2 separate regions of the Homo sapiens genome follow, and region 2 is linked to region 1. A link is a loop called in an ENCODE intact Hi-C map of the cell type or tissue named here. Cell type or tissue: K562. All regions are shown on one strand. Region 1 has its middle 18 kb from the start of CIDEC. Region 2 overlaps EMC3 (ER membrane protein complex subunit 3).

The links. Peaks named below come from ENCODE experiments on the same cell type or tissue, not always from the same donor. Only the 100,000 strongest peaks of a DNase experiment are listed, where the experiment ranks them.
Region 2: it touches region 1 in a loop (5-fold over the local background); 1 of 110 quality-filtered maps calls a loop at or near these places.

Annotation. Positions count from the first base shown.
Region 1 is chr3:9,860,112-9,865,111 of GRCh38, forward strand. No RefSeq gene overlaps it. Among named protein-coding and RNA genes, the nearest start is that of CIDEC, 18 kb to the right of the region's middle. RefSeq lists silencers at 2,574-2,868, 3,974-4,268. In K562, a CTCF peak has its summit at 2,664 (motif pointing right); a DNase peak (open chromatin) is centred at 2,720; H3K4me3 peaks cover 874 bases.
Region 2 is chr3:9,974,413-9,979,412 of GRCh38, forward strand. EMC3 (ER membrane protein complex subunit 3) reads right to left here. Exons shown (of 8, transcript NM_001394674.1): 2 at 2,977-3,034; 3 at 2,545-2,638; 4 at 1-76. Among named protein-coding and RNA genes, the nearest start is that of EMC3, 9.9 kb to the right of the region's middle. RefSeq lists an enhancer at 2,017-3,216. In K562, no CTCF peak of the experiment used is centred here; DNase peaks (open chromatin) are centred at 2,538, 2,759 and 4,759; H3K4me3 peaks cover 694 bases.

The DNA of each region.
Region 1 (5,000 bases):
GCCCTTGGGAGTCCTGTTTCAGACCCACCTCAACCACATGGCCCTGCCCTCATCTTATTTGCCTGGACAGCAAGGCCTGCAGAAACTGATTTGCTCATCCAATTTGGGGAACCTGAGCTCCCTGCTGGGCAAGCCTGATGGTTTCACAGCTGCCCATGATGGTTTCCTCGGCAACTTCAAATCAGACTCTGCTCCTTAGTTGCCAGCACCTTTACTAAAGAAGGTGGGGGCGGTGGGCAGAAAGCATGGGGGTGTCGTGTCATGGTGACAGGTGTAAGGAGAAGGCAAAGAGTTTTCCACTTCCATTGATGGTAGCAGTGGCGGCCACCTGACCCAGGGCACCATCTCTTCCTCCTGTTTGTCCCCTGCTTCCTCTGCCCTGCCACCTCCCCCTTCCTCCCCAATGAGGTCACTGCAGTTCTCTCTCCACCTTTCCAAGATAGATGCAGGTTGCTGCTCTCCTGAGGTCCCCACTAAGGCTGTGGCTTCTGATCCCCGCTGATCTCTTGGATTTTATTTCCCTGGCCCCCTCCCCCACCTCCTTTCTATTTGTCCCACCCCCATCCCCACCTTCCTCTGCCATTCCTAATCCTCCCATCCTGATTCCTCTTCTAGGTTTTCTCTGGCTAAATTATCTTTTTTTTTTTTTTTAGTAGAGACGGGGTTTCACCGTGTTAGCCAAGATGGTCTCGATCTCCTGACCTCATGATCCGCCCGCCTCGGCCTCCCAAAGTGCTGGGATTACAAGCGTGAGCCATTGTGCCCGGCCTTTCTTTTTTTCTTTTTTTTTTTTTTTTTGAGATGGAGTCTCATTCAGTCCCCCAGGTTGGAGTGCAGTCGTGCATTATCAGCTCACTGCAACCTCCAGCTCCCAGGCTCAAGCCATTCTCTTGCCTCAGCCTCCTAAGTAGCTGGGACTACAGGCAAGCACCACCACACCTGGCTAATTTTTGTATTTTTGGTAGAGAAAGGGTTTCACTATGTTGGCCATGGTGAACCGGGTGATCTGCCCGCCTCTGCCTCCCAAAGTGCTGGGATTACAGGCATGAGCCACCATGCCCTGCCAATTTTCTTTATTATATACTTGCTAATATCTGTCTCCTTACCCACCCCCCACCCCCCACCAGACCTTGTTTTGTGCAACACAGAATGATGAAAATCTAGAAACAGGAATCTCACTCTTGGCCCTAGCCAGGACTCAGGTTTTGTGAAGCGGGCTGGGGCAGGTGGAAAAGCAAGCCCCACCAAACCAACACCTAGCCTAGAGCCTGAGCGAAGTGCCACTCAAAACACAGCTCCTCCCTTTACTTTCCTGTAACCCGAGAATTCTTCCTGAAAAAGGTGGCCCCTGAGAACAGTCTAAAAGTGTCACAGGGTGGAGGGGCAAGGGTCCTGAGAGCTGGTCTTGCCATCTCTTGTCCCCAGTTTTCTTGAAGAAGTTGAGCTCCAGAGAAGAGGCAGGGCCAGTGGGGCATTTGGATTACGCTCCAAGTCTGATTCCTAGTCCAGCAATCCTGCCCCCAGAGGCTCCCTTTATCTGTCCCCTTGGCCAAGGAAGGGGCAGTCACCCCCTGCCCCCTGCCTGGCCACAGACAAAAACCATCAGAAGGCTGTCTGTGGGGCCCCAGAACCATGTGGTAATCGCCTAAGGAGTTGGAGCCCTTTAGCCTCAAGAAGAGGGTGGGGGACACAGCACCCTTCTGAAACCTAAACCACATTCTGGCCTGAGCCGTTTTACACTGTCTGTGCAAAGGTTGTGAGGGCCTCTAAGTGGGTCCTCTTGTTTCCCTGTCTTCTGAGGCCCAGGGCTTTCTCAGGGCCTCCGTGGGTCCCCCCCCTGCACCCATCACATAGAGCCTGGGTCCTGTCTGCCAGGCTCACACTCCCCACACCCATCTTGCTGTCCTATTTCCATCCCTACGACAGCCCCCTGGGCACTGCCAGTCCCTCTCTTAGAAGACTTTCACAGGCCCTGCCCTTCCGTTTTGTCAATCTAGTTAATGGCACCTTCTCCTAGAGAAGCCCTCCCTGAGCATCTCATCTGCAGTAGGGTCACCCCCATCTTCCACCCTCACTTTTCCTGGTGTTTCCTTCCTAGCCCGTCCCTATTGGGAGTTTTCTGCACTTACAGACCAGTCTCTCTCGCCCACCCGGGGGCCAGCGTGTCTGTCTTCTCTGTCCCAGCACACTGAATGATTATTTGTTGGTATAAATGAAACAGGAAGGCCCCTGAGGTGCTGGGACTGGCAGCCCTTCACCCCAGGTGAGGAAGGAGCCTTGAGGAAGGGGAGAGGACCAGAGTTAGTGGCCTTTCCCCACCCTGAGGGTCAGCCCCGGGCAGGGCGGGTCACTGAGTCTTGGGGGACCTGATGCCTGTGCCCTTGATGGTGGCCCGCAGGGGACGCAGCCGCACTGGGTCAGCTGTGGTCCTGGGGCAGTCGCGTCCAGGCAGGCGGCACTTAGGAAGGACAAACTCCAAAACCCAGGGATCCAAAGGATCCATGGGAAGATCGGGTGGCTCAGGGGAGTGACTCCCCGGCTTGGTCGGCGCTTTGAGGCCCCGGGGACCCAGCGGAGAGGGCTCGGGTGAGGCATCTGGAGGCGCTGAATGGGGCCGGGAGCCGCGGGACCCGCAGAGGGCGCCTGTCCGTGTGGGCGCAGCAGCGCCTAGAGGGAGGCGGCCCCGGCAGCCCGCAGGGGTCAGGCTCTGCTGGAGCAGGGGCGTCCCTGTCTCCGCTTCCCAGCGCAGGCTGGGTGGGGCCGATGGCCATTAAAGCCCCGCCCCCCGCGGCTCACCGCCGCCTGGCCCCGTCCCCGAGGCCAGAAAAGAGGAGACCCGAGGCCGTCAGACCGCCTGTCAAGGGCTGTCCTGGAGCCTGGCACCTTCCCCTCGCTCCCCGTCTGACCCCCAGAGGCCGTGCTGTCCAGGCTGACCCCGACTCTGAGCCATCGGGATGCCTGTCCACGCCTCCACTCCTGGGCCACTTCCCCGTGGGGCGAGCAGAAGGGCGGGCCGGGTGGGAATCTGTTGTACCCAGGGAAGGGAATTGCCAACAGGCCCAGAGAGTTTGAAGCCTGGGGTACTGTCACCAACAGGCCAGTAGCCTCGCAGCTGGGCCCTGCCCTAGAGTCTTCCTGCAGCAGGGCGCTTCTCCGGAGGAGCTGTGAATGTTTTCCCGGGTGGGGCTGAAGCCAGAGCCCAGAGGTTTGCCCCTGGGGCACGGATCCTCCAGGTCACTCGCCCCCCTACGGGCTGCAGTGAAGAAGGCTCTGAGGGGAGGATGGCCAGCGCCTCCCCTGCAAGGATAGGGGCCCCTGGGAACCCATTCCTGCTCTGGGGATTGCCTCCCTCCCCTACATCAGAGCCATCCACCGCAGAAGCTTGGCCAAGCTGACCACTCTGTCAGTGATCTCTGCCAGGGAGGCTGAAAGAACATCCAGCCCCACCCGTGGTCCCTTCCCGCCTCAGGCTATGTGACAGTATGACTCTCCACCTATTTCTTCGTTTCCACTGGAAACACTAGTAAAACAATTCCTCAGCCTCGACCCCAGGGAGCGGCCCCCACTAAACCAGCTGACGTGGGACCCCTGGGTCAATGCTGGCCAGGAGATGCGGCTGACATCAAAGACCCTGGGCCCCTGGGCCCCCTACAACCCTGGTCACGGTGGCCATGGGATTCCAGGCAGCACACATCTCAGAATCAGTATTTCCCCCACCCCACAAAAAATACATATATGGGTCGGGCGCGGTGGCTTGCGCCTGTAATCCCAGCACTTTGGGAGGCCGAGGCCGGCGGATCACGAGGTCAGGAGATCGACACCATCCTGGCTAACACGGTGAAACCCCGTCTCTACTAAAAATACAAAAAATTAGCTGGGCGTGGTGGCGGGTGCCTGTAGTCCCAGCTACTTGGGAGGCTGAGGCAGGAGAATGGCATGAACCCGGGAGGCGGAGCTTGCAGTGAGCCGAGATCACACTACTGCACTCCAGCCCAGGCGACAGAGTGAGACTGCGTCTCAAAAAAAAAAAAATTATATGCACAAATATGGGCATCGCTGGTAAGAAGAGTGGCAAAAACACAAGTGGTTCTCTTGTTTTGGGCTCAGACATGTGACTGTGGCATCACAGGCCCCCGGGATTTAGAATTCTTCTGAAAGGCATCCTGTGCACTCCCGAGCACCAGCTTGAACAGATGAAAAGGCTGAGCTGGAGGGGCTGGGACACAGTCCACCTTGACGACAGCTGCTCCTGGCTGTGCGGGGGGCCCCAGGAAAGGCCGTTCCCCCACTAGGACCGCCAGGCCCTACAGAGGCTCAAACTCCTTTGCTGTTTGGAATCTTCCCTCCCCAGCCCCCAAGCCTCATCAGAGGCTGCCTTTTCTGTTCACTGACCACAGCTGCTTTGACTCCATTAGCCTCGAGCTCCTGGAAGAAAAGAAAGAACCTTGTTTTCCCTGGGCTCAATGCCAAGAGACCATGGGCAGTTGCTCAAGATTCACTTGTGAAACTCCGGATCTCAGGAGGAGGGAAGCTTGGGACAAATACCGAGCCTCCCACCCCCACTCCAACTCTGTTACTGAGCACTTTACGGAAGGAGCAGGTAGGCCCCGCCACAGCTTCATCAAGGGTGGACTGGGATAGCTTCTGTGCTAATACAAACATCAGGCCTCCCTGCCAGACAGCCCACCCCATGGAGCCAGCCTGGCACCGGGCCAGCCTCCAGCCATAACTGCAAAAGAGCAGGAGAGCCCGGAATAGCAGGCCCTCTTCAGCGAGCTTCAGCCGCTTTGCCCATAGGCTGCAGGGTTTGGGTCCGCTGCCATAAATAGCTCCCAGACCATCTTTGGTAATATAGGCCTTTGCCTTAGTATTTACTACATCCAAATAGGCTTTATAGTAAGAGTAGTGAAACAATAGGTTTTGTTTTGTTTTTCGTTTTTTGTTTGTTTGTTTCTTTTTTGAGACGGAGTCTCACTCTGTCGTCCAGGCTAGAGTGCAAT
Region 2 (5,000 bases), 110 kb after region 1:
ATCCATCCACCAATAAGAATCATAGGGAGGACATTTGTTACATTCCCTTTCATCATGTCTGTCAACATAGTAGGATCTAAGACAAAAGCACAAACAAGAAACCACTAAGTTTTACCTCTGTTGCCAGGGACTTTCTCCTGATTTTCTGTAAACTGTTTTTTTTTGAGACGGAGTCCCGCTCTGTCGCCCAGGCTGGAGTGCAGTGGTGCGATCTCAGCTCACTGCAAGCTCCGCCTCCCAGGTTCACACCATTCTCCTGCCTCAGCCTCCCGAGTAGATGGGACTACAGGTGCCTGCCACCACGCCTGGCTAATTTTTTGTATTTTTAGTAGAGACGGGGTTTCACCGTGTCAGCCAGGATGGTCTTGATCTCCTGAACTCGTGATCCGCCTGCTTCGGCCTCCCAAAGTGCTGGGATTACAGGCGGGAGCCACCGCACCCAGCGTTTTTTTTTTTTTTTTTTTTTGAGATGGAGTCTCACTCTATCGCCCAGGCTGGAGTGCAGTGGCATGATCTCAGCTCACTGCAACCTCCGCCTCCCAGGTTCAAGTGATTCTCTTGCCTCAGCCTCCTAAGTAGCTGGGATTACAGGCACACACTACAATGCCCAGCTAATTTTTGTATTTTCAGTAGAGACGGGGTTTCACCATGTCGGCCAGGCTGGTCTTGAACTCGTGACTGACCTCAAGTGATCTGCCTGCCTCGGTCTCCCAAAGTGCTGGGATTACAGGCGTCAGCCACCGTACCCAGTCTCAATATTTTTAATGTCTGCATAGGATTCCATGGTGTGGTCACACCAATCACTTTTGAGTAGACCTATCGATTGTTTCCATTGTTTTTGCCAATAAACGATAAATGATGCTGCCGACAATTATCTTGCACATACATCTGCATGTTTATGTGTTTCCGTAAGAGAATTTCTTAGAATTTCTAGGTCCAAGGATTTGTACATTTAAAATTGATAGATATTGTCAGACTGTCAGCAAGGCCCCACCTCTTGCCACTCCCGCCAATGGTGAGGGAGCCTAACTTCCTCGACCTTGACAATAGTGGATCCTGACAATCTTTTCAATCTTTTGACAGCTTACTGGGCTAAAAAAAAAAAAAAGAGATATCTTGGCCAGGCACGGTGGCTCACACCTGTAATCCCAGCACTTTGGGAGGCCAAGGCGGGCGGATCACGAGGTCAGGAGATGGAGACCATCCTGGCTAACACAATGAAACCCCGTCTCTATTAAAAATACAAAAAATTAGCCGGGCATGGTGGCAGGTGCCTGTAATCTCAGCTACTCTGGAGGCTGAGGCAGGAGAATCGCGTGAACCCGGGAGGCGGAGCCTGCAGTGAGCCGAGATCGCACCACTGCACTCCAGCCTGGGTGAGAGAGCGAGACTCCTTTCTGAAGAAAAAAAAAAAAAAAAAAAAAGATATCTTGTTTTAATTGATATTCCATGGATTATTAGTGAGGTCAAGTAACTTTTCATATATTTAATGGTCTTTTGTTTCTTGTAAATTTTCTTAAAAATTTGTTAAAAAATTAACTCCATACAACCTTAGTCACTCTCAAAAAAAATTAATTATAATACCTTCCGTATGGGTTTAAAATAGCTGGTTATCTCACCTAAAGAAGTGAATAGTACTAAAATGAGAGGAGTCAACACAGAACAACAAATTACTTTGTTTTACTTTTAGTTATTTTTATTTTTATTTTTCGGAGATGGAGTCTTGCTCTGTCGCCCAGGCTGGAGTGCAGTGACGTGACCTCAGCTCACTGCAACCTCCACCTCCCAGGTTCAAGCAATTTCCTGCCTCAGCCTCCGGGGTAGCTGGGACTACAGGCACCCACCACCACGCTAGGCTAATTTTTGTATTTTTAGTAGAGACGGGGTTTCATCATGTAAACCAGGCTGGTTTGAACTCCTGACCTCAGGCAATCAATCCACCTGACTCAGCCTCCCAAAATGCAAGGATTATAGGCGTGAGCCACCACACCTGGCCTGTTTTACTTTTAACATGCTATATTTTTCACATGACTGGTATCAGTGGAAGTAGAAAATGTTAGAGCCAAAACTGTAGGGTAGACCAAACAATCACGTCTAACAACAAAGTCAACAAAATGGCACATCTTGGAAGTACTGCACTCTTCCTCATTTAGGCAGAAGCTGGGCAGCCATCTATTGGAAGGGGATCCAGGCACTGGGTGACAGCCAGGCTGGAATGCTTTACCAACTGTGCTCCCTAGAATCCTGGGTCCTGAGAACAGCAATAAGGAGAGACCCAGGGACAATAGCTCTGGCCTCCCCACTCCATCAGCTGAGAACTATTTTTTTTAATCCACTTTATACATTGGGGTTCTCAGAAAATCTAACTGAAAAAGAGAATTCCACTTCCATAGATCCCTGTATCAGATGATTTCTAAGGTCTAAGATTACTATCTTTTGCAATTTAACATTTAAATAAAATGACACCCTCCCTGCCTACCCCACCCCACTCAAATACCCATGTTAAAAATCTTCCTTAAAGATGAGTGAAGGGAACAAACATACCAGTCATAGGAGAAGGTGGCACTACCTTCCGTTTAGTTTTTTTGAAAAATCCATCCTCTGGGTTGTTGAAATAATATTTTCGTGTCAAGAAAGACTAGTAAAAAAAAAAAAAAGTGTTTTAAGTCTAAGAACTATGACACAGCAAACTGTTAAATTACTCCCCAGTGGCTTAGTCAGAAGGCCTTTAGGATATGCTGTTCCGCTCAGAGCTGTCAGCCTACTTGGCAGGCGACCTGACACTTTAGCTGAGTCACATTTAAAAACAATTTCCTAAGAAGGGTGAGGTCACCATGAGAGCAAACACCACCAGGCCACAGCTTAATTACTAAGTTGCCAACCTTTAGCTTTCCCCAGAGCCCCCTTATAAAACATTCAGATATCTACTGCCCAACAGTGAATCGTGGAGCTTTTTAATAAAAGATAAATGAGTACCTGTTTGGGAATGTATTTTCCATTTTCCCTGAGGACTCTGCTTCGAATTAGGACTTGACTGAAAAATACAACCAACACAATGAGATTTTAAAAAGTGAAACACTAGAAGAAAATGGGAGAGTCAAGTAGAAGACCTATTTAAACACAAGAGAGGGCCTATTTGGCAACAGCTCTGTGTGGAAACTTCCCAAAATACAAGTATCTTTAAAACCAACGTAAACTTATTTAACCTAACTACTAGGTTTTCAGAAAAGTATTTTTCAAAAGTGACTGTGTTTCTGAACACATAAATATTTCAGAGTTAGGTACATTTGGGACATTACACTCAGCTTTTTCTTATTTGATAATAAGCTAGGAAGACACTTTCTCTGAGTGAAAAGAATAGTTGAACACTGCTCAGGAGATCTGGGGTCAGGAGAAAGGGAGAAGAGTGAGGATAAAAGAAGGAATTTCTTATTACCTACAGAGAAATGAGAACAGGCCTTGAGAGGGTTGCTATCTGATGGACAAATAGAAAATCTACCCAGAAGTCAGACTGTTAGAAAGCTCTCAGTAAACATTTATTGAATAAATAAATGAAATTACTAGGTGATCTTAAATCAACTATTAGAGCCATAGTTGATCAATAAATATCATGCTAGGCCAGGTGCAGTGGCTCACGCCTCTAATCCCAGCAATTTGGAAGGCAAAGGCAGGTGGATCACTTAAGCCCAGGAGTCTGAGACTAGCCTGGGCAACATAGCAAGACCCTGTCTCTAAAAAAAAAAAAAAAAAAAAAAAAAAAAAAAAAAAAAAAAATTAGCCAGGCTGGTGGCACGTGCCTGTAGTCCCAGCTACTCAGGAGGCTGCAGTAGAAGGATCACCTGAGCCCAAGAGGCAGAGGTTGCAATGAGCTGAGATGGCGCCACTGCTCTCCAGCCTGGGCAACAGTTAAGACCCTGTCTCTAACAACAAAAAAAGAATACAGTGTTATGCAACAAATGGGTGTTGCTAAGATGCAAATGACAAAACAGAGATCAAAATATTAATTTTTTTCTAGGTACTCAAAAGTTCATTAAAGGAGGAAAAGAGGAAAAGGCCCTTAAAGTAATGGAAATAGTCTTGAAACGTGAAAAAAAATTATGAACAGAAATGAACATAGTAAAACCTGTGCTTGGTAGGGGCCAGGCGCAGTGGCTCACATCTGTAATCCCAGCACTTTGGGAGGCCGAGGTGGGCGGATCACGAGGTCAGGAGTTTGAGACCAGCCTTGCCAACATGATGAAACCCTGTCTCTACTAAAAATATAAAAATTAGCCGGGTGTGGTGGCCTGTGCCTGTAATCCCAGCTACTCAGGAGGCTGAGGTAGGAGAATCACTTGAACCAGGAAGGTAGGGGGTTGCAGTGAGCCGAGACGACGCCATTGCACTCCAGCCTGGGGTGGGACTCCATCTCAAAAAAACAACAACAACAAAAAACAAACAAACAAACAAAAAAACTGTGCTTGGCTTCCTGTCTCTACTCAATACAAACCACTTGTTTTAAACAGTCAGTACCCCGGGGTTTCCCCTGTCACACTACACATATTCTAGTTTCTCCACATGCTGGGAATGTTCCAGTGCCCTTTCCTTTCCGAGTTCTACTCCATCATGCCTTAACATCTTCAAGTCTCAGCATCTCCACGAAGCTTTTCCCAATGCCTGGAGCCCTCGTGGAATTCTCTCTGCTTCCTCCTCCTGAGCTCATTATGCTATACAGTTCTCTACTTTATCTACAGGGCGCAACATGTAATACATTCTGCTCCCTGGATGCTAGTCTAAAGATACTCAAAGTGTGGTGAATGCTAGTCTGTGATAAGCACAGACACTGAGAGTAAGGATTTAGAGACTTTTATAATAATTTGACATTGTCACAACATCCAGATACATGATCAAAATATTTTACAAAAGTATTAGCCTATAAGAGATTAGAAATTTAAAAAACAAAAAACCCCAAAACTGGTCCTTCACCATTGACAGTATAAGAAGCACTGGGTCTAGAGTAA